Regions from separate parts of the Homo sapiens genome. Here all the other regions are linked to region 1. The links are chromatin loops, found by intact Hi-C in ENCODE. Cell type or tissue: endothelial cell of umbilical vein. All regions are shown on one strand.

Region 1 (8,000 bases):
CACTCGTGATGCTACAGGACAGACATATGGCATGCACAGGAACACGGAACGCCCTTGCTTCTCTACCAAAAGTGACAGCAAAAAAGGAATACAGGAACACCCTCCTTGCTCCATTAGACTTACAGAAATCGGAAAATCCCCAAGATATCTATAAATAACCAAAACCCAGCCAAGAAAAAGTAGCAAACGGGCCAGGTACAGTGGCTCACACCTGTAATCCCAGCACTTTGGGAGGCCAAGGCAGGTGGATCACCTGAGGTCAGGTGTTCGAGACCAGCCTGGCCAACATGGTGAAACCCCACCTTTACTAAAAATACAAAAATTAGCCAGGCGTGGTGGCGGGTGCCTGTAATCCCAGCTACTTGGGAGGCTGAGGCAGGAGAATTGCTTGAACCCATAAGGCGGAGGTTGCAGTGAGTTGAGATCATGCCAGTGTACTCCAGCCTGGGCAACAGAGCAAAACTCTGTCTAGAAAAAAAAAAAGAAAAAGTAGCACATGAAACTTGTTCAATATAACCATGAAATAAACTAAATTCAGGAGTTAAGTGCTCCAACAAGGAAAGATTAGCTATTCCTATCTCTGTGTTTGGTGGCTTTAGTAAAATGGAGGTCAAGAGATCCAATTTCCTTTCCAGGCACTCTGATCAAGCACAGCTAGTTTCTATTCTGAGAGAGACCCATTCTTCGACGTTGACATTTACTGAAACTAAATATCGAGTGTCAACAAAAGCCTAAAGACAAAGAGCAGAAAAACGAGTGGACTGTTCTGAATGAAAGGCTGCCAGGAAGCCCTGCGAGGGCCAGGCCCTCTGCGGAGGAAGGGCCGGCCCAGGTGCAGGAAGGCGGAGGACGTACCTCATGTGGGGCTCCTTTGAAGACGCTTGCAGACTGGTAGATGGTCTCAGTCCAGAGCTTCAGGTCTTCGTTCTCCAGCTCCTCTGCAGTCCGGTACAGAGATTTGGGGACCAGTCCACCCTCTGGCACTTCGCACTGGAAGAAGAAACACAGCAGTGAAACCTGTGCAAACACAAACCAACCCCACGAAACCCAGACACACCGGCCAGCACTATCCCCCTGCACTCAACTTCTGGAGGTTGCTGAGAAAATGGAAAACACTGGCAGGGTCGTAAAACACTCTGCACTACTGAGCAATATGTTTTTAAAAACCACTTAAATACATGTGTTTTACTCTGCATAAACGGGAACAAGTTGAAGCTGATGTACCACAGAATTCCTACTAAAATGCGTGAGGCACTGCACCCAGTTACTAAAGCTGACTCATATAAGCATTAGGGGTATTTATATTGCCCTGTAAAGGAAAAGTATTACTTTAAGAAAAGAGTTTTGCTCTCAATAGCCACAGGCATTATTTTTATGATAGGGAATTATAGTGAAGATACAGAATCAATGAATAATGTTTTCTGTCTAAAGTCAAATGACTGGTCTATAACACCAGCCAAAAACTAATGAAGAACTTCTTTTGAATTTGCCTGAAACAAGTTGAATTAGAACTTGTACATAACATAAATCTCCTAATTGACCTTGACACAATGACTCCACACTAAAGTTCATAAAATCGAAGTCCTCGTTCTATTAGCCTTGGGAAGCAACTACATAGAAAATAAACATTTCAGTCTTCAGCCTGCAGTACAGCATAAGTGTCAAAGCAGTGATGTCGTGGTGGAAAAATACCAGACTGCCCGCTGGTTAGTAACCTCCGGCCACCAGAGAGCAGGAGGGAACAACCTCCTTTCAACAATCAGCCTCAACAGCAGCTCAGGAGAGAGGTGAAGAAGCCTTAGAAGGCCCAAGTTTTTGGACAGTTCAATTAACCACAAAGACGCTCAGCACCGCAAACACACTACGGAGGTCGGCATGTGACAAACAGGCACAACGCGGTGAGGCAGGTCTCCTTGGGCTCCAGCTCAATTCTTCGTGTCATAATTGGAAGCAGCAACAACACGGGATGGCTAGCTCATATCATGAAAGGAGTTCAGAGGTTTCTACGAACCTGAGCCTGCGGTTTAACCTCATAGGCGCTTGCTAAATTCTGGTCCTATAACCTTTACTGTAACTTACTTGCTCTTTGCATTGTACTGTGATGATGCCTGTAATTTCCTTAAAGTGGAACTGATGAAGTGAAAGCTAAATTCATTTGTTTTCTAAATTTCTCTAACCATTCAGAAAGTCCAAAGTCCCCTGAATGTCCAATTCATTAGCTAAATACCTGAGTCAAACCCAGTGGGTACACATTCCAAACGGGTAACTTTTCATATGAAGGATGACTAGAGAGCCCTTCTGAAAAGGAGCTTCACTCCCTGCTGAGTTCAGCCACCGCCGTGTGCCATGGAACAAGTCACTGGGACTTCTAGAGGCTCTGGCTTCCGTAATGCTCCCAAGACACAACTGTGCACCATGGGCTAGAAGCCTATAAGGACCCCAAGGTTCTGAGCTTCTCTGAGTACAGGATATAGAAGTGGAGGCCTCTGCTTCATTACCCAGCAACTCAGTATATTAAAAACCCCAAACGTATGTTGAGAACCACTTCCCTTCGTTTTTTTACTTTAAAAATGTTATCCAGGCCAGGCATGGTGGCTCATGCCTGTAATCCCGGCACTTTGGAAGGCCGAGGTGGGCGGATTACTTGAGGTCAGGAGTTTGAGACCAGCCTGGCTGACATGGTGAAACCCCATCTCTACTAAAAATAAAACAATTAGCTGTGGGTAGTGGCGCATGCCTGTAATCCCAGTTACTCCAGAGGCTGAGACTGAAGAATCGCTTGAATCTGGGAGGCGGAGGCTGCAGTGAGCTGAGATTGCACCACTGCACTCCAGCCTGTGCAACAGAGCAAGACTCCATCTCAAGAAGAAAAAAAAAAACCAAAAATGTCATCCAGTCTGGGGCAAAATAGTGAGACTCTGCCTCTACAAAAAATTCGCTGGGTATGGTGGTGCACGCCTACAGTCCCAGCTACTTGGGTGGCTGAGGTGGGAGGATCACCTGAGCCCACCAAGTCAGGCTGCTGAGCTGTGATCGCACCACTGCACTCCAGCCTGGGTGACAGAGCCGGACCCTGTCTCCATAAAAAAAAGGACGGGGAGGGGCGGGTGGGAAATTTTGAGAACTGATTCAATTTTTTAACAGTATTTTAGAAAATATGACAGCTCCTCTAAAATTGTTTAAAGATCTGATTCACACAAAGCCGTGTGAATCAAAGCAAGCTGCAATCGTATTTGATTCTACGAATTCTCATTCGTATTTAACAATGAAGAAATGTACAGTATCAACAATTACTTCAATGGTTCTCTTTAGCTTAACCCTGGATCAGAGAAATGGCGGCCAAAAGAAACAAAACAAAAACAAAACATCCAAACAACTGGAAGTTCTGAAAATCATTTGTGCAAATCGACACCGACCTCTCCCACCTGCATAAGGGGCCAAATGTGCAGTTCCTCGCCTCAGGACATACCATGCACTCCCCACTCAGGAAATCTGGAATAATCTCTTTGTCGATGTAATCCAGCAGGCCTCCAGGACCCTGGTAGTCATTTCCTGCATAAATGAGGAACTTCCTTCTGGTGTTGTCATCAATGAACGGACTAACCTGTGAGGAGGAGAAGACCATGCAGTCATATTTCTCTGCTGCCTGAGTGTCCAAGATTAAAATGACAATGTGGTATTCTGAGTGGGAGGGTGGGGGGAAGACATTCAAGTTTATATACTTCTTCTGTAAAGTCTATTTGCATGGCATTAGGACACTCACATTTTGTTTTTCCCCTTTCTTAAACAATTTGAGAAATTTTATATCTTTGCATGTTATTGTTTTTTTTCCTAAGAAGTTAAGACTTTAGGTCACAGACACGTGTATATGAATGCATGTTATCTGCTTTCCAAATGGCTCACAGTTACTGCAAAAAGCATCTCAACCCACCAGCGTCCAGAGCACAGGAAATACCCTGGGCGCCCGCAGGATGAGAAGGCGGCCCAGTGTCTCAGGGTAGTTGGCCTCCACCACCTCGATGATCCGCAGCAGCGCTTTCACACCAGGTCTCCACAAGTGGCGCATGTTCAGCCCTTCCAAGTCCACCAGGCAGGTCCATGAGCTGCAGGTTGTGCAGAGATGTGTTTCATTCAACAGACAGCACACTTAGCAAACTGTGTCTTATTTTCTTCCTTTTTGGTCATTTATAGCTATTTCCAAATACATCATAATCAATTTTTTTAAATTATAGTGCTATGTATAGTGCTATGAACCCTGTTTATATCTACTTGTACAAAACACACAGGATCAGTGTGGTAGGACCAAGGCCTGAAACTGCAATTAAGGCTGACTGATAATGCACGAAAAGCTCTCTCAGATATGCTCAGTGAGCCGGCAAGCAAAGCCACAGTGTGCTGTCCTCGACGTGCTAAACCACCCCCCAACCTGCCATCAACAGGGCACACAGCTGGTATTTTAACACATATTGCATCTGAACTGCAGTGGGCTATGCTTCAACAGAGAGAGAGGCAAGCACTGTCCCAGGAGCTGAGAATACAGCAGTCAGCAAAAGGCCCTCAAAAACCCTGTTCTCATGGAACTTACATCCCAGTGAACCATCTACACCCTTATCAATGTCAACCTCTGAATCACTAAACATTTTCAGAACTCTTTACTGTAACTTAGAGCTTGGTTTAAGAACACAGAGTCATCTGGGTGGGGAGGGGAGGCAAAAACAAGCAAACGATCTGCAGCCCTGGGCTCCTGCGGCCCGCACAGACTAAGCAGACAGGCCAACCCACTCTGGCTGACGTCACAGCAATGCCTGGGGTCAAAAAACACTAACTGTCTGTCCCTCGTCACTGGCATATTACATGTTCACTTCTTGTCTACCTTTTAGAGCACCTTGGAAAATAATAAGTAGATTTTAATTCCAAAAATCAACTAGAAATATTTAATTCGTTTTCTCAGTAAGTTGAAAGGAAAAACAAAATCCCACATCTACCTGATAGGCCGACCAAAGACTTTTGTATTCTCTTCGCATCGCCTTAGCCCTTCTTCATTTATGGAGAGAACCTACATACAAAAGGGCATGAAAATTTACCATGATTAGTTTAAGGCTAAAACTACCGCGTCCAGCTATGGAAGAGGGACACTAACAGCGTATTACAGATAAGCATGTAAATCAAAAAAGTCACCTATGGAGATTTTCTTACACATTCACATGCGCTAAACACATCACCACCAACAAATAAATTCTACTTTTGAAAGAGAATAAACACTGTCATGTGTGGCAAAGGTAACGGCTATCCAAAGTGAAGCACAGAGGTATCCCCAGATGAGCAGGGGCCTGGCTCTGGGGCTCTGTCTTCAGAACAAGTGCATGGGAACAGGAGATGAATGTCTGTGAGTGTGAGAACACTCTGATACCACATGTGCCCGCCAAGAGAAAAGGCAGCCTGAGAACAGATGTAAGGCATGGCTCAAGCGATCCTTTGCTTTAGGTTAATAAACCCCTCCCCTGTAGATAAAGTCCATCCCTATCTTTATGTGTGAACGTGTGCATGTGGGGATATATAAACACACATAGCGGTGGGGGCAGACTAACACAATACACAAGGGAATGCCAACAGTGAGCCAGGCTCAGTGGTGGTGCTTGTAGTCCCAGCTACTCAGGAGGCCGAGGTGGGAGGACTGCTTGAGGACAGCAGTTTGAAGCTGCAGTGAGTCGTGATGACACCCACGAATAGACACTGTACACTGTACCCCAGCCTCAGCAACAGAGTAAGACGATGTCTCTTTAAAAAAAAAAAAAAAAAAAAAAAAAAAGCTGGCTGGGCAGGGTGGCTCAAGCCTGTAATTCCAGCACTTCGGGAGGCCAAGGCGGGAGGATCACCTGAGATCAGGAGTTCGAGACCAGCCTGACCAACATGGTGAAACCCCGTCTCTAGTAAAAATATGAAAAAATTAGCTGGGCATGGTGGCGGGTGCCTGAAATCCCAGCTACTCAGGAGGTTGAGGCAGGAGAATCACTCGAACCTGGGAGGTGGAGGTTGCAGTGAGCCAAGATCACACCATTGCACTCCAGCCTGGGTAACAAGAGTGAAACTCCGTCTCAAAAAACATAATAAAAAATAAAGCCAAAAATGCGTATTTCAGGATAATGGGGCTATAAATACGTCTTTTAAGTTTCTGTTTGTTTTCAAATTGAAGGACCATCTTCTTCTCTGGGAGGGGGAAGCACAGCTGCCAATGGCGGCAGCAGTGGAGCGGGGCCTGGCTGGAGTCAGCGAGATGATGGGTCAGCAGGCATTCAGGAGGGTCTGGAGAAAGACGCCAAGAGCTCGCGTTAACGAAGGGCCAGTGGAAAGAATGCTATCAAGAGGTCTGCTGTGAGTGGCGTCCCAAGAGAGGGCAATTCCACATGGGAGTGAATGAAAAGACTCAAACTGCTGCTACACAGGCATCTCGGGGGAGACCCTGACTGCCTCACTGACGCTTCCACTGTGAGAAACACTTTTATAACTTCTGTGTCTCCTTTTGAAATTTTAAGACGATATTAATATATTTTCAGTCCTAACTACATAAGCAATTCATGTTTGTTCTAACAGGCTGGTTAACACCCCAATCCTACTGGCAGAGAAAAAAAGTGACGCCACAGTGGCACCTGGAGTCTCGCAGCCGCGCACTTACGTATCTCAGCAGGGCTTCCTCCCCGAGCGCTCTCACCAAGCCTTTGGTGTCCATCTGCCCCAGCCTGAGCACGTAGAGGGGCCGCCCATCTGCAGAGGAGGGGAAGGAATGAGTTGTCAGCACCATCCCAGTTGAAACTGAGGATACAACTCTAAGACCCTTAACAGGAATATGTGTTCGCCTGTGTTCTAGGGGCGCTTAAAAGTCTTTCTGATTCTTAGAAGTGGCAACTGATTTGTGTGATAGGGGGTGTGTGTCCAATATTTACCCCAAAAAGCTGTAAGCGAGAAAAATAAAAACCAACTGACAGGGTAGCTGTGCAGGGTCCTGGAAATAGAAGGCTGTGCCGGGATGAGGGGAATCCGGCTGGGACTCACTCAGCTCGAGCTGCATAAGTGCTGGGCTCAGTCTGAACAACTGCCCATAAGCTGGGCTCACTTTGAACAACTGGGGCTGCCCAAGAGCTCTGATTTTCAACGGCAAGGGAACATCAAACTATCCAGACACTTTTTCTATGACTACAGAGTACTTTTAAAATTTTCTTTCTTAGAAAATCATTTTTTTTCATGTCATAGATTACTAAAAACTGAATGAAAGCTTTTTAAAAGCCAGCTTCCCTCAATTCCCACTCTAAGGACCAAGACAAATGAGAACATTCTAAAAATCCTTAAAACCCCACCAAGCAGCCTGTGTTGGCTCTACTCTGTTTTTTTTTTTTTTTTATTTTTTTATTTTTTTTAGAGAGAGAGTCTCTCCCTGTCACCCAAGCTGGAGTGCAGTGGCACGATCTCAGCTCACTGCAACCTCTGCCTGCAGGTTCAAGCAATTCTCCTGCCTCAGCCTCCCAAGTAGCTGGAACTACAGGCGCACGCTGCCATGCCCGGCTAATTTTTTGTATTTTACTAGAGACAGGGTTTCACCGTGTTGCCCAGGCTGGTCTCAAAATCCTGAGCTCAGGCAATCCGCCTGCCTCCGCCTCCCAAACTTCTAGGATTATAGGCGTGAGCCACTGTGCTGGGCCTCCTTTTTTGTTTTTTATTTGAGACGAAGTCTTGCTCTGTCGCCAGGCTGGAGTGCACTGGCACGATCTCGGCTCACTGCAACCTCCGCCTCCCAGGTTCAAGCGATTCTCCTGCCTCAGCCTCCCGAATAGCTGGGACTACAGGTGTGTGCCACCACGCCCAGCTAATTTTTGTATTTTTAGTAGAGACGGGGTTTCACCATGCTGGCCAGGATGGTCTTGAACTCCTGATCTCAGGTGATCCACCCGCTTCAGCCTCCCAAAGTGCTGGGATTACAGGTGTGAGCCACCGCGCCCAGCCTCCTT
Region 2 (8,000 bases), 81 kb after region 1:
ATGAAAATTGTTCAAAAGACCAACATGAAAATATGATTAAAAGACCAATGCTCATTTGTACGGCTCTTGGCACAGACAGGCTGAAAAAAATACAAAGGAATTTCTTGGCAAACCATTGTCTATAATTATGAGCTACATAAGCTAAATGGACTCCAAGGGGCTAGGGGTGCATGGGGAGATGGTCATCTGGCTTAGTTGGGCACAACAGTCTCTATCACCCCTTCACGTTCAGAAAGCTCACTCTACTTTAAAATGCCCAAGCGTGGCCAGGCGCGGTGAATCACATCTGTAATCCCAGCACTTTGGGAGGCCGAGGCAGGTGGATCACCTGAGGTCATGAGTTCAAGACCAGCCTGGCCAATGAAACCCCATCTCTACTAAAAATACAAAAATTAGCCAGGCCTGGTGGCATGTGCCTGTAATCCCAGCTACTCAGGAGGCTGAGGCAGGAGAATCACTTGAACCCGAGAAGCAGAGGTTGCAGTGAGCCAAGACAGTGCCACTGCACTCCAGACTGGGCGACAGAACGAGACTATGTCTCAGAAAAAAAAAAAAAACATAATAAAATAAAATAAAATAAAATAAAATAAAATAAAATAAAATAAAATAAAATAAAATAAAATAAAATGCTCAAGTGTGAATGCATAACTTGTCCTAAAAGGCACTGCATCTGCCAGCTCTGCACCCCCGCCCACCCCTGTGGCCTCTGGTCAGGCGCCGTGCTGGTGCTAAGAGGTGACCCCCAGCTGCCTACTAGACATTAGCGGGGAGAACTGGTGTGCCCCAGGAAGGAACAACCACGCTGACGCAAAACCAAGAGCCTGTGTGACCTTCCTCCATACCCCCGGGTATACAAGGTACGGCTCTGAACTTTTCACCACACAAGGCTCAGGAAGCACCCATGGTTGACGCACTGTTCCAAGAAATTACCACGAACTGGTGGCTGAGGGCAACAGAAACTCATTCTCTCACTGTTCTGGAGGCCGTAAGCTCTGGAGGTGAAATCAAAGTGTCGGCAGAGCTGTGCTCCCTCCTGCAGCTCTGGGAAGGTCTGTTCTGGCTTCTTCCGGCTGCTGGTTGCCCTGGGTGTTCCTTGGCTTGCGGCCACCTCTCGCTAGTCTCCACTTCCACCTTCTCCCTTGTGTGTCTCAAATCTCTCTCCTTTCTCTTATAAAGCCACCAAAATGAGATCATCGTAGACCCTAAATCCACGATGATCTCATCTCAAGTTCCTTAACTTACTGACATCTGCAAAGACACTGTTTTACAAATGAAATCGCCTTCACAGGTACCAGGGGTTAGGACTTGGACACATCTTTTGGGGACCCACATTCAACCCTCTACAGCTGGTTAGAAAAAAAACCCCTTGGCCAGGCGTGGTGGCTTACGCCTGTAATCCCAGCACTTTGGGAGGCTGAGGCAGGTGGATTACCTGTGGTCGGAAGTTCGAGACCAGCCTGGCCAACATGGTGAAACCCCATTTCTACTAAAAATACAAAAATTAGCCAGGCGTGGTGGTGGGTGCTTATAATCCTGGCTACTTGGGAAGCTGAGGCAGGAGAATTGCTTGAACCCAAGGGGCCGAGGTTGCAGTGAGCTGAGATCGCGCCACTGCACTCCAGCCTGGGTGACAGGGCGAGACTCCATCTCAAAAAAAGAAAAGAAAAGAAAACAGACCCCTTGAAACCATAAAAAGGAATGAGTTCATGTCCTTTGCAGGGACATGGATGAAGCTGGAAGCCATCATCCTCAGAAAACTAACCCAGGAACAGAAAACCATACACCGCATGTTCTCACTCATAAGTGGGAGTTGAACAATGAGAACACATGGACACAGAGAGGGGACCATCACACACTGGGGTCTGTTGGTTGGGGGTGAGGGGTGAGGGGAGGGAACTTAAGAGGACGTGTCAGTAGGTGCAGCAAACCACTATGGCACGTGTACCCCTATATAACAAACCTGCACATTCTGCACATGTATCCCTTTTTTTTAAAAGAAGAAATAAAGAGAAAAAGAAAAAAAATAAATAAAAATTAAAAAAAAGAGAGAGAGAAAAAAAAGAAATCCCTGTTGGAGGGAAGGGAGGCGCCCCTGCTCACTCTCCCGGCAGTGGTATCAGCCTCGTCAAGCCCAGAGCAGTGAAAAAGGTGCCTGCACCCCACAGAGTCAGCCTCCTGGACCCCGAGGGTGCCCACTCCTGCCTGACCCACCCATCACCATTGCCCACAAAGCAAATAATGCCAAGGGAAGGGCAAGGCTGGCTTGCTCATCACGTTGTAGACTCTGGGCTTTGAGAAAGCCAGAGAACAAAGGATGTTGCTGTCCTTGGCAGGGCTGGCCTTGTTCCAAGGTTCCCGTGCACCTGGAGAAGAGCTTGACCTGGCTCACATGGCACACTCGGGCACACAGAGGGCTTCTCTGGGAACCAGCCTCTTAGCAATTCCAGGAGCATGCAAGGAACCGCTATGATTCTGGCAACCTGAGTTTATTATTCCATATCAGGGAGACCGAGGCACAAAGAGTTCTGCGTGTTTAACCCCTACCGATCATTCAGAACTTAGGAGCCAGTTCATGGTTCCTGCCTCCCCATGTGATGCCTAAATTCAGCACCCTATTGAATTCAGTTACAGTTTCCTTGAAGAACGAACACAGTTCCCTCTATTTTCTACCAGTTGTATCAGGCCCAGGCCCTGTGCTAGGCACTTCACAAGCATCACGATGATCTTCATCACAGCCCATTTCGCAGATGGGGACACCAAGATACAGAGAGGATAAGTGACTTTCAGAGCAGAGAATCCAAACCCAACAGTCTGACTCCAGTGTTCACAGAGCTCTTCCTATCGCACTCCCATTCCTTCTTTTTTTTGAGACGGAGTCTCGCTCTGTCACCCAGGATGGAGTGCAGTGGTGCGATCTCAGCTCACTGCAACCTTTACCTCCTGGGTTCCAGCGATTCTCCTGCCTCAGCCTTCCAAGTAGCTGGGATTACAGGCATGCGCCACCATACACAGCTAATTTTTATATTTTTGTAGAGATGGGGTTTTGCCATGTTGGCCAGGATGGTCTCAAACTCCTGACCTCTGGTGATTTGCCTGCCTGGGCCTCCCAAAGTGTTGGGATTACAGGTGTGAGCCACCCCGCCCGGCCCCATTCCTTCTGTTGAACTCACAGTTCTTTGGCTTTTTGTTCTTCCTTCCAGGTCACCAGTTTCAAGATTTGTACATCCTGGTGTCACGGTGAAAAGCCTATTGGTGGCAAGCACATAAGGCACGTGGGATGGCCAGGGGCCTCCAGCACAGGAAGGCCCCGAGTGAAAGCCTAGCAGAGGTAGGTGCCTGTGTGTCCTGGGACATCCTACTGAGCAGGCAAACCACGGACACATTCAGCTCCAAAATATTTCCATATGGTCCCGGTATAGCAGTTGAATTGGTTTGACTCATGCATTCTTTAAATAGCAAGTACAAATAACCTGGATGATTCTTAATGTTCCATTTATTCCTCTATCCGTTTATTGTTCTGTGATTTATAGCATAGCTCCTGAGTGTCATGTGCATGACATAATAGGGGAAAGGAAAAAAAAAAAAACCTGCAACTTCAGAATCTAAGGACTAAGCTAAAATTTTAGAATGCTGAGTGAATCAAAAGGTGTGCATCATTGGTGAAAATAATAAGAAGAGTTTTTTTTTCTTTTTCTTTTCTTTCTTTAAATCCACTTATTCTGTCCGGGCAAGGTGGCTCATGCCTGTAATCCCAGCACTTTGGGAGGCCGAGGCGGGCAGATCATTTGAGGTCAGGAGTTCGAGACCGGCCTGGCCAACATGGCAAAACCCAGTCTCTACTAAAAATAGAAAAATTAGCCGGGCGGGCGCCTGTAGTCCCAGCTGCTTGGGAGGCTGAGGCAGGAGAATCGCTTGAACCCGGGAGGCAGAGGTTGCAGTGAGCCAAGATTGTGCCACTGCACTCCAGCCTGAGCAACAAAGCGAGACTCTACCTCAAAAAATATATAATAATAATAAAAATAATAATAATAATAATAATAATAGTAAATCCACTTATTCTTATGTTCTAGCAGCCAAGGCTGCTAGGGCAATTTGGATCTCAATATAAGATAAAGCTTATTCTCTGATGGAAGACATCAGATCCCCCACCTTAATTTCTGTGTCACTTGCTTTAAACAGTTAAGCGACTGTACGACATGCTGAAAGGGATCAGTGATTTCTCCTGCAGCCAGTTCCAACCTGCTGAAAGGAACACTGAGAAAATATATGGACTCAGTAAACCTGAGCTGCCTCCAATGGCCTCACTCACTCCAACCCTCAACTTTGCAATGCTGGAATGTGAGTCACCTTTAAGATCATTTCATTTATCTTGGCCAAGCCTTTAAATATTTAGGTCTACATCAAATAATGTCTGATAAAAGCTTAGCGCTTTTCACAGCAAAGAACAAAACGTAATTTTGAACCACCACAGCTGAAAAAAGGGATGTTATTAGCCAAGACAGGGGCCCCAGTTCAGCAGCCTACCTCCCGTGACCCAGTGATACACAGCTAAGGAAGTGTGGGGCTTGTGGGACCTGTTTGGTTCCTGACGTTCCCAGAGAACAATATCCTGAAGCAGAAACAAGACGTGGTTTCCGGTTTTTGTTTTTGTTTTGAGACGGAATCTTGCTTTGTCACCCTGGCTGGAATGCAGTGGCATGATCACAGCTCACTGCAGACGCGACCTCCTGGGCGCAAATGATCCTCCCCCCTCAGCCCCCCAAGTAGCTGAGACTATAGGCGCACGCCACCACGCCTGGCTACTTTTCATATTTTTTGTAGAGACAGTGTCTTGCCATGTTGCCAAGGCTGGTCTCGAACTCCTGGGCTCAAGTGATCCACCTGCCTTGGCCTCCCAAAGTGTTAGGATAATAGGTGTGAGCCACCACCCCTGGCCAAGACATGGTTTTTATTTGTGTGCAGGCTGAGATTATCGTCCACAAGGAGCAGAAGCTTTCATAGAGGAACCCATCGACGTGGCTCCTGCCAAAGTCCTCAACAGGGCTTCGAAACACAGCAAGCATAATTTTTTAAATGTTTTTATATCAATGAAAATTTTAAAATTATAAAATAATCTGCCATAGAGGACACACAGACCGTCTACATGGCATCCGTTTCGCTACATCTTCCTTCCCAAGGCCCCAACTTTGTCCAGGTGTCCACCCCACTCCACAAGCCGGGGAAGCTGGCCCCTGCCTGGCCAGCAGGTGGACCTGATTCTAACACATCCCCCCTGCCAGGGACTGACTTAAGAGTGGGCCTGGGTGGCTGGGTGTGGTGGCTCTCGCCTGTAATCCCAACACTTTGGGAGGCCAAGGTGGGCAGATCGCTTGAGCCCAGGAGTTCGAGACCTGGGCAACATGGTGAGACCTCTGTCTCTACAAAAAAAAAACAAAGAAAATAGCCAGATTTGGTGATGTGTGCCTGTGGTCCCAGCTACGTAGGAGGCTGAGGTGGGAGAATCGCTTGAACCCAGAAGGCGGAGGTTGCAGCGAGCCAAGATCTCGCCACCGCACTCCAGCCTGGGCAACACAGTGATGCTCTGTCTCAAAAAAAAAAAAAAAGAGTGGGCCTGGGACCCACTTCAGGGGGTTCTGGAAGGGTTCCCACAGTCTTAAAAAGGAGACACCAGCTGGGCACAGTGGCTCATGCCTGTAATCCCAGCACTTTGGGAGGCCGAGGCAGGTGGATCATGAGGTCAAGAGATCAAGACCATCCTGGCCAACATGGTGAATCCCCATCTCTACTAAAAATACAAAAAATTAGCTGGGCATGGTGGCGAGCACCTGTAGTCCCAGCTACTCGGGAGGCTGAGGCAGAAGGATCGCTTGAAGCAGGGAGGCGGAGGTTTCAGTGAGCCGAGATCGTGCCACTGCACTCCAGCATGGCAATAGAGTGAGACTCCATCTCAAAAAAAAAAAACAAAAACAAAAAAACAAAACAACAAAAAAGGAGACACCAGAAAAGAAAGCCCCTGTTTCTGTGTCTGGATGCTGTGTGATTCTCTGTCTGGATGCTGTGTGATTCTCTGTCTGGATGCTGTGTGATTCTCTGTCTGGATGCTGTGTGATTCTCAGGCTGCTGCAGACATGCGGTACCCATGAGGGGATGCAACCTGTGATGGAGGAGACACGGGGACTGCAGAGAGGAGAGGCAGAAAGAGCATCTCTGCCTTGGGTGGCCTTGGGTGGCGTTGCTGCTCTGGCCAGGCCCAGGCCCTCCTTCTGCCTTGCAGTTGTGTGTTCTTATCAGTGTCCTCATGGCACAACCCAGGGTGAGTCAGGGTTATCTGTTCGTGGCAGCTACAAGCAACGAGAGCACACGGTCATCTTAGAAATATGTCTAATGCAGAAATGCCAAAGGAAGAAAATAGGGTGGGGATGGTGCTTCATGCCTGTAATCCCAACACTTTGGGAGGCAAAGGCAGGAAGATTGCTCCTATGTTACCCAAGAGTTCAAGACCAGCCTGGGCAACAGAGTGAGATCCTGTTTTTACAAAAAATAAAAAAAGTAGCTGGATGTGGTGGTGTACACCTGTAGTCCCAGCTACTCAGGAGGCTGAGGCAGGAGGATCACTTGAGCTCGGAAAGTTGAGGCTACAGTGAGCCAAGATTGTGCCACTGCACTGAGCCTGGGTGACAGAGTGAGACGCTGTCTCAAAAAAAAAAAAAAGAAGATGAAGAAGAAAATAAAAATTAATGATAATCTCACTATCCAATGATAATCACAATTTATGTTTTCTTGCCTGCCCTTCTCTCTTAAACAACTGATTTGGTGTCACTAATTGCAATATATGATGTGATAACAGAAGCAATCCACCTACTGTGTGTAAAAAATTCAAATAGCACAATTGTTGAAGGCAGAAAGCAAATAGCTCCTGGAATCCCATCCCCTGAGTGGTGGACTCGGTAGTTTGTCATCTATTCTGGGAATGTTTGCCCCAGTATATCAATGTTTTCCAGTGTGTGGGCTGCTGCTGACTAATGCATGTTTACACAGCCTTTTAAGCCCAGATGAGCAAACTGTGGTGTTCCTCAGGCTTAGCTGAATGTCTGGGCCCTGAGAGTTGGAAGACAAGAGGAGCAGAAAGAATGGGGAAAGGAGGGTCCACTCTTTTCTGCAGGCAGCGTTGGCCTGGACAAAGTAACAAACTAGGGAGAGCCTAGGCTTTGAGCACAAAGGATTGGAGTCCCAGCTCCTGATTCACCGTTAAAGGCTGTGTGGCATTGGGCAGGCTCCTTAACCATTCTGAGCCCGTTTCCTCATCTGTAAAATGGGAATAATGCCTAACAGAGTGGTGAGGGTTAAAGATAGTGCACATGGGCCGGGTGCGGTGGCTCACGCCTGTAATCCCAGCACTTTGGGAGGCCGAGGTGGGTGGATCACGAGGTCAGGAGATTGAGATCATCCTGGCCAACATGGTGAAACCCTGTCTCTACTGAAAATACAAAAATTAGCCGGGCATGGTGGCACGTGCCTGTAATCCCAGCTACTTGGGAGGCTGAGGCAGGAGAATCGCTTGAACCTGGGAGGCAGAGGTTACAGTGAGCCGAGATAGTGCCACTGCACTCCAGCCTGGGTGACAGAGGAAGACTCTGTCTCAAAAAAAAGATAGTGCACATGATATGGCCTCAATAAATAGTGGCCATTATTCAAAATATTTGCCAACTTCCCGAATCTCTTTCTGCCTCTCCTACCACTTCTCCACATCTCTTTTCCCTGCCCGCTGTTGTCTTTGCTTTGTCGGCAGTAGCCAGGATGTTCTTAGCTGCAGACAACAGGATCCAGCCTAGCCAATTCAAGCCAGAAGGGCTTTAGGAAGAGATAGAGAGAGCTCATGTAACTGGCAGGAGGGCCAGCAATACAGGCACTAGGCAGGCTTCCAGGGACAACCAACTCTCAGGATCACACTGAAGAACCATCTCACCGATGGAGCTGCCACCTCACCCGGATTAGGCAGC
Region 3 (8,000 bases), 96 kb after region 1:
TTTTGCTCTTGTCGCCCAGGCTGGAGTGCAATGGCGCAATCTCGGCTCACTGCAACCTCCACCTCCTGGGTTCAAGCAATTCTCCTGCCTCAGCCTCCCAAGTAGCTGGGACTACAGGCATGCGCCACCATGCCCAGCTAATTTTTGTATTTTTAGTAGAGACGGGGTTTCACCATGTTGGCCAGGCTGGTCTCGAACTCCCGACCTTAGGTGATCTGCCCGCCTTGGCCTCCCAAAGTGCTGGGATTACAGGAGTGAGCTACTGTGCCTGGCCAGTGCCTGCCTTTTTTGTTTGTTTGTTTTGGGATGGAGTCTAGCTCTGTCACCTAGGCTGGAGTGCAGTGGCGCGATCTCGGCTCACTGCAACCTCCGCCTCCCAGGTTCAAGCGATTCTCCTGCCTCAGCCTCCTGAGTGGCTGGGATTTCAGGTGATCGCCACCATGCCCAGCTAATTTTTGTATTTTTGGTAGAGACAGGATTTTCACCATGTTGGTCAGGCTGGTCTCGAACTCCTGACCTCATGATCTGCCCACCTTGGCCTCCCAAAGTGCTGGGATTACAGGCGTGAGCCACCTTGCCCAGCCAGTGCCTGCCTTTTGAATCATGTGGTGGGGTGGAGGGAAGGCAGTGGCTCCTGGGATCATTTGTCACAGATATCCAGGTGGCCAAACAAAGGGTTTTATAAAAATGATCTTGCTGCAGGTGGGGATTGCAGGCTGACACCCACACCTCCTTCACATCCAGGGCGCCCTTTGCTGATTTTATTTGCACCCGCATTTAGCAGCCGGGATCTCTCTCCTGGGACCAGAAGGCTGTGCCTGGGGAGCATTTTAGGCCTGTGAGTAGGGTAGGGGACATTGAATCTCTGCACAAGGTGGGAATAATAGAAACTAACCTATCATGCTTAACTCTTTGCTGTACTGCAGAGGGAAGCGGAAGCTTTAAGGGTGTCCACTTCTCATCTAAATGGTTTTTGCCACAGACAGTGACTTCTTCACCCCAGCAGTGTCTCATGGGTGGCTTAGAAGGGAGATGAACTTACCTTGGTTGGTGTTTCAACTTTTTCTTTTCTTTTCTTTTTGAGACAGAGTCTCACTCTGTCACCCAGGCTGGAGTGCAGTGGCGCAATTTCGGCTCATAGCAACCTCTGCTTCCTGGGTTCAAGCAATTCTCGTGCCTCAGCCTTTTGAATAGCTGGGTCTACAGGCATGTGCTACCACACCTGGCTAATTTTTTTATATTTTTAGTAGAGACAGGGTTTCACCATGTTGGCCAGGCTGGTCTAGAACTGCTGAACTCAGGTGATCCACCTGCCTCGGCCTCCCAAAGTGCTGAGATTACAGGTGTGAGCCACTGAGCCCAGCCTTAACTCGTTCTTTATCAAGCCTGCTGATGCATTTTTGGGTGCATTCAGCCTGTGTCCCAGAAAAGTGCCCAAGAAGGGAAGGCTGGCTGGGAAGGCAGAGGTGAGAATCTGAGGTTCTGTGGGCCAAGGTGGCACTGACTTCTTATAGACAGGGAAGGTGACCTTCCTTTTTGGAAGCAAAAGAACTTTAAAATATTACTGGCAATACCAATACTCTGTTCTCAAGATAGAATTCGTTTCACATATTGTAAAAATCCTAGTAAAAAGCATTATTTTTCTTTTCTTTCTTTTTTTTGTTTTTCGAGACAAGGTCTTGCTCTAATGTCTGGGCTGGAGTGAAGTGGTACGATCTTGGCTCAGTGCAGCCTCAACCTCTTGGGCTCAAGTGATCCTCCTACCTCAGCCTCCGAAGTAGCTAGGACTACAGGCACATGTCACTATGCCTGATTAATTTTTTTGTAGAGAAAGAGTCTTGCTTTGCTGCCTAGGCTGGTCTCGAACTCCTGGTCTTAAGTGATCCTTCCACCTCGGCCTCCCAAAGTGCTAGAAGTACAGGCATGACCCATTATGCCTAAGTACTCTTTTTTTTTTTTGAGTCTCGCTCTGTCGCCCAGGCTGGAATGCAGTGGCGCGATCTTGGCTCACTGCAAGCTCCACCTCCCAGGTTCACACCATTCTCCTGCCTCAGCCTCCCAAGTAGCTGGGACTACAGGTGCCCACCATATTTTTTTGTATTTTTAGTAGAGATGGGGTTTCACCGTGTTAGCCAGGATGGTCTCGATCTCCTGACCTCGTGATCCACCCACCTCGGCCTCCCAAAGTGCTGGGATTACAGGTGTGAGCCACCACGCCTGGCCGCCTAAATACTTTTCAATTCATCTTTGTAACTGTTAACTGTTCAGGAACAGTATGCACTTCTCAGGGCTGTCCTGAGAGGTGGATTAATGAACATTGCAAAGACGTCAATATAGACTATAAATGAGATTTCATTCTTCTCATTTCAAAAGCAGTATGTGTATTCCTGGGAAAACTTCTGAAAATATAGATAAGAGAAAAGGATTAAGGGAAATCCTACCACTTAGAAATTATAATTCTTAACTTTTTATTATATACCTGTGATTGGCAACATAATAGCCCCCCTGCATTAGTCTGTTCTCACACTGCTATGAAGAGAGACCCGAGACTGGCTAATTTATAAGTAAAGAGGTTTAATGGACTCACAGTCCTGCATGGCTAGGAAAGTCTCAGGAAACTTACAATCATGGTGGAAGGCAAAGGGGAAGAAAGGCACTTTCTTCACAGGGCAGTAGGAAGGAGAAGTGCTGAGCAAAGCGGGGAAAGGGCCCTTATAAAACCATCAGATCTCCTGAGAACTCACTCACTAACACGAGAACAGCCTGGCAGTAACTGCTCCCATGATTCAGTTACCTCCCACCGGGTTCCTCCCAGGACACTTGGGAATTATGGAAACTATAATTCAAGATGAGATTTGGGTGGGGGACACGGACAAACTGTATCATTCTGCCCCTGGCCCCTCCCAAATCTCATGTCCTCACATTTCAAAACACAATCATGCCTTTCTAACTGTCTCCCAAAGTCTTAGCTTATTCCAGCATTAACCCAAAAGTCCAAGTCCAAAGTCTCATCTGAGACAAGGCAAGTCCCTTCCTCCTATGAGCCTGTAAAATTGAAAGCAACTTAATTACTTCCTACATACAATGGGGGTTCAGGCATTGGGTAAATATACCCACTCTACACGGAAGAAATTGGGTAAAACAAAGGGGCTACAGGCCCCATGCAAGTCCAAAATCTAATAGGGCAGTCATTAAACCTTAAAGTTCCAAATGATCCCCTTTGACTCCATGTCTCACATCCAGGTCACACTGATGCAAGAGGTGGGCTCCCATGGCCTTGGGCAGCTCCATCCCTGTGGCTTTTTGGGGTTCAGCCCCCCTCCCGGCTGCCGGCTGCTTGCACTGGCTGGCCTTGAGTGTCTGTGGCTTTTGCCCCACTGCACTCCAACCTGGGCGACAAAGCGAGACTCTGTCTCAAAAAAAAAAAAAACACTTCAAAAGAACTTTGGTCTCCACAATCTTTTATCTTAACCTCAACATTCCCTTTCTATCAATCCCACGTCTTTAGACAAACTCAGCCAAAAAATTGTCAACCAAAAAATCTTTAAATTCACGTATAGCCCGGAATCCCACCCCCGGCTTTGAGTTGTCCCGCCTTTCTGGACCACACACATGTATTTTTTTTTTTTTTTTTTCTTTTTGAGACAGAGTCTCGCTCTGTCACCCAGTGCAATGGCACAACCTCGGCTCACTCCAACCTCTGCCTCCTGGGTTCAAGCGATCCTTCTGCCTCAGCTTCCCGAGTAGCTGGGATTACGGGTGCCTGCCACCATACCCGGCTAATTTTTGTATTTTTGCAGAGATGAGGTTTCACCATGTTGGCAAGGCTGGTCTCAAATTCTTGACCTCAAGTGATCCTCCTGCCTCGGCCTCCCAAAGTGCTGGGATTACAGGAGTGAGCCACTGTGCCCAGCCCCAATGTATTTCTTTTTTTTTTTTTTTTTTTTTTGAGACAGAGTCTCACTCTGTCGCCCAAGCTGGAGTGCAGTGGCACAATCTTGGCTCACTGCAAACTCCCGGGTTCACACCATTCTCCTGCCTCAGCCTCCCGAGTAGCTGGGACTACAGGTGCCTGCCAACACGCCCAGTTAATTTTTTGTATTTTTTTTTAGTAGAGATGGGGTTTCACCCTGTTAGCCAGGATGGTCTCAATCTCCTGACCTCATGATCCACCCACCTCAGCCTCCCAAAGTGCTGGGATTATAGGCATGAGCCACCGCGCCCAGCCAGCCCCAATGTATTTCTTAAATGTATTTGATTGATGTCTCATACCTCTCTAAAATGTTTAAACCAAGCTGCGTCCTGACCACCATGGGCAAATGTTCTCAGGACCTCCTGAGGGCTGTGTCTCTGGCCATGGTCACTCATATTTGGCTCAGAATAAATCTCTTCAAATATTTTATACACTTCGACTCTTTTCATCAACAATCATCACCCAGGGCAAAGTTATTCCCAGAGCCACTTCCATAACTGATGGCTGCAAGATCCAGGCTCTCTAAAGGGAGGCTGAGGACAGTGACCCTAGGAAACAATCATTTTTCTTTTTGTCCAACAATGCAAGCCACTTCCTCTCTCTGCAACCAAGAATGCGTTTCCTTTCCGGAGCTCAGTCAACCAGTGTAATTACTCGAGCAGAAAAGTCACCTTTCAGAGCTTGGTGTTCTGAGACAGGAAGGCTTCTTATGTATTCCTTGGAAGACAAAGAATGTTCCTCAATGAAAACCGGGTAAACAACTCCATGCCTCTATTCTGGGTAACATGACAAAAGTTAAAAGGAAGCAGTTGGCCTGAAGTCAGTTCCAACTATTGTGTTGCTTGCACAGAAAGTACGGAATTAAAAAGCATGGGGGAGTCCAGTGGATTCCAAGAAAATGTTTGCGAGCCTACAAATTATGATGAATTATGATGCTATTTTCAAAAAAAGAGGCATATTAGGATATCAGCATTTTACGCATTTAGTTAATGTAACAGCTAACAGTCTGCTAAACTGTGGTGAGGCTGGGGACTCTAGTGGCTGGAAATGAGTAGATGCTAAGTACTGGTAGACTGTTTTGTTCCTTTTAGAACATATGGAACGGCATATCCTTCCAAGGCTGAGCATTAAACAATAAAAGCTACAGAAAGCAAAGAGAAAATATACCTTTGAACAGTTAGTTTCAGTTCGTTCTCTTTCAGAGTGTTAAACAAAAATCATAGGAGGCCCTTGTTTTGGACTAAACTCCTGCACTAGGCCCCAAAAGACCAGACAAAAATCAAAATGGAGTCACCCGTGCTCAGCAAACCAACACTGAGTTGTTATCTGACTTCCCAAGAAATCAGGCGAGAGAAATAGCAGCCTAATTTCCCAAGGAGGCCAGTTTCAGTCTCAAGTCAGCATGCTAATGAAGTTCCCTCTGTTTTAACCCTTACAACAAACAGTAACTTGGTGGGCTCTGTGACCCACGCCTATGATCCCAGCACTTTGGGAGGCCCAGGCAGGAGGATCACGTGAGGCTGGGAGTTTGAGACCAGCCTGGGCAACATAGCAAGATATCATCTCTATAAGAAAAAAGAGATGTAACTGTGACTGGTTATCTTTTTCTTGTTGTCTTTGTATTGTCCTGTATCTCTTCCTGCCTTACAAAGAATTTAACTTTGAAATGACCAATATGCTTTTTGTTCTGTTTCTGCTTTCTTCAGCCCTTAGTCTATAAAGCCAAACCCCAGGCTGGGTGCGGTGGCTCACGCCTGTAATCCCAGCACTTTGGGAGGCCAAGGCAGGATGATCACCTGAGGTCAGAAGTTTGAGTCCAGCCTGACCAACATGGTGAAACCCCATCTCTACTAAAAATACAAAAATTAGCTGGTGTGGTGGCTGGCACCTGTAATCCCAGCTACTTGGGAGGCTGAGCCAGAAGACTCGCTTGAAACCGGGAGGCAGAGGTTGCAGTGAGCTGAGATCAAGCCACTGCAGTTCAGCCTGGGTGACAGAACCAAACTCTGTCTCAAAAAAAAAAAAAGAAACAGATGACATATACATTCTTTTTTTTTTTTTTTTTTGGAGACAGAGATGAATGTATATATACATGTCAGCTGTTTCTTTTTTTTTGAGACAGAGCCTGGCTCTGTCGGCCACACTGGAATGCAGTGGCATGATCTTGGCTCACTGCAACTTCCGCCTCCCAGGTTCAAGCGATCCTCCTGCCTCAGCCTCCTGAGTAGCCCAGACTACAGGCATGCACCACCATGACTGGCTAATATTTTTGTATTTTTAGTAGAGACAGGGTTTCGCCATGTTGCCCAAGCTGGTCTCAAACTCCTGACCTCAAGCCATCTGCCCGCCTCTGCTCCCAAAGTGCTGGGATTACAGGCGTGAGCCACCACACCTGGCCTATACATTCATATTCTATGCTGGGGTCCCATCCCTCTGGCCCTCTGTTTCAGTTACCTGTGGGAAGAACCCACACGAACCATAGGGCTGCCACCTCCCAACTGTCCAGAGGAGACACACTGGACCCAGGTCTGTAGCAAGGGCTTCCTGCCGGACAGAACTGGGTTATGACGACCACGTTTAATGCAGAAACTCGGGACTCTGGATGGGGAAAGTGGAGCTCAGATAGTGCCGAGATGAGTCATCACCATGGGCTTTATTGAGCACATTTATATGGCAGCACTGCACACTCGCCCAAACAGCTGGAGGAAAGCTGCTCAAATGGGGAGAATCTAAGTCCGTGTGTGTGTGCGTGCGCATGGTATGGGGGGGCATGGAACAGGGGGCTGAAAACTGACACAAACATTTATACTGGCTGGGAGCAGTGGCTCACACCTGTAATTTTAACACTTTGGGAGGCGGAGGTGAGAGGATCGCTGGAGCCCAGGAGTTTGAGACCAGCCTGGGCAACATAGTGAGACCCCGTCTCTGTTTTTAAATAAATAAATAAAAAGTCAATACCAAATTGTGTTCAGAGACTGTGGGCTAAAACCAGCCAGCATGGCTCCTTTCTCAAAGGGACTTTCAGGCATCTGTGATAGTGTCAGCAAGCTCCAAGTAAAGCTTGAAAACCAACTCAGCCGTCAGCGCGTGGGAAACCTTTAGAACGCCACTGTGGAGAAGCCTTTGCTGTTGTTGCAAGAAAGTCAAGGAGGGCACCTTTACGTCACCGGGAATCCCCCAAGCCCCTCGGTGTGTGAGGAGGTTGCGGTTTATTCTGCCATCCACCGTTGTGGGTGGGGATCTTCTGACCTGGTCTACGGACTCCTGTATCTCATTTCTCTTTCCTGTTTTCTTGGACTTTCTCAATCTCTCTCCCCCTCTCTCCTTTTCATCTATGTCTTCATTAACTAGCATAACATAGAATAGAAATATATAATAGATTTTTTGTTTACTGAAAATACTTTTGAATTTTTTTCCATTTTTCATTAGTTTGAAACTACACGAAGGAGACTCTTTCTTTTCGTTCCTACCCAGCGCTCAATAGCTGTGTGACCTTGGCAAGTGATCGTCCCTGAGCCTCCATCCCTGTCTTTAAAGTGGAGATAAGGATGCCAGTCTCAGAAACTGTTCTGAGGATTAAATACCCAGAGCCTGGTGCCTGGAGCCTGGACCCCGGAGCCCGGAGCCTGGCGTGGGCTAAGTGGTCCTGAAGTGGAAGTGAGTTTTTGTTTGTGGCTCTTTGTTCTTTCCCCTGTGGGTCCACGGTGGTTGGCTGAATAAATTAGATTCTCCCCTGCCCCAGACTCTCAAGTCATTAAAGCTCTTCATTGATCAGCTGCTTCTCTCCAGTACTTAAGTGATCCTTGATGGTATATTACACCCCATGGGGGATGTGTGAACTCTTTTAGGTGATATGCAAATTACTGCTTTTCTGCAAAATGCCACCCTGGTGGCCGGATACAAGCATTCATGGGGAGTCAGCAAGGTGAACAGCAAAGAAAAGCCCGGGGCTGGAGAAGGAGAACGCAGCCTATTTCTCTCCTGAGAACCAAATAATTTTTCTTTTTTATTTTTTTTGAGAAAGGGT

Evidence for each region. Peaks named below come from ENCODE experiments on the same cell type or tissue, not always from the same donor. Only the 100,000 strongest peaks of a DNase experiment are listed, where the experiment ranks them.
Region 2: it touches region 1 in a loop (9-fold over the local background); 2 of 110 quality-filtered maps call a loop at or near these places.
Region 3: it touches region 1 in a loop (7-fold over the local background); 5 of 110 quality-filtered maps call a loop at or near these places.

What each region holds. Positions count from the first base shown.
Region 1 is chr17:77,202,332-77,210,331 of GRCh38, reverse strand. SEC14L1 (SEC14 like lipid binding 1) reads right to left here. Exons shown (of 17, transcript NM_001143998.2): 10 at 6,674-6,762; 11 at 4,986-5,056; 12 at 3,932-4,103; 13 at 3,470-3,604; 14 at 856-990. Among named protein-coding and RNA genes, the nearest start is that of LACAT1, 47 kb to the left of the region's middle. In endothelial cell of umbilical vein, no CTCF peak of the experiment used is centred here; DNase peaks (open chromatin) are centred at 1,701 and 3,571; H3K27ac peaks cover 6,404 bases.
Region 2 is chr17:77,121,018-77,129,017 of GRCh38, reverse strand. LOC105371901 (a long non-coding RNA gene) reads left to right here. Exons shown (of 5, transcript XR_934988.3): 3 at 3,201-3,328; 4 at 4,180-4,338; 5 at 4,963-5,271. It also overlaps a transcript of SEC14L1 not described here. Among named protein-coding and RNA genes, the nearest start is that of SEC14L1, 16 kb to the left of the region's middle. RefSeq lists enhancers at 1,229-1,278, 4,266-5,039. In endothelial cell of umbilical vein, no CTCF peak of the experiment used is centred here; DNase peaks (open chromatin) are centred at 3,397, 4,597, 6,317, 6,997 and 2 weaker places; H3K27ac peaks cover 7,657 bases.
Region 3 is chr17:77,106,827-77,114,826 of GRCh38, reverse strand. It overlaps a transcript of SEC14L1 not described here. Among named protein-coding and RNA genes, the nearest start is that of MIR6516, 21 kb to the right of the region's middle. RefSeq lists enhancers at 6,956-7,285, 7,399-8,000. In endothelial cell of umbilical vein, no CTCF peak of the experiment used is centred here; a DNase peak (open chromatin) is centred at 4,706; H3K27ac peaks cover 6,531 bases.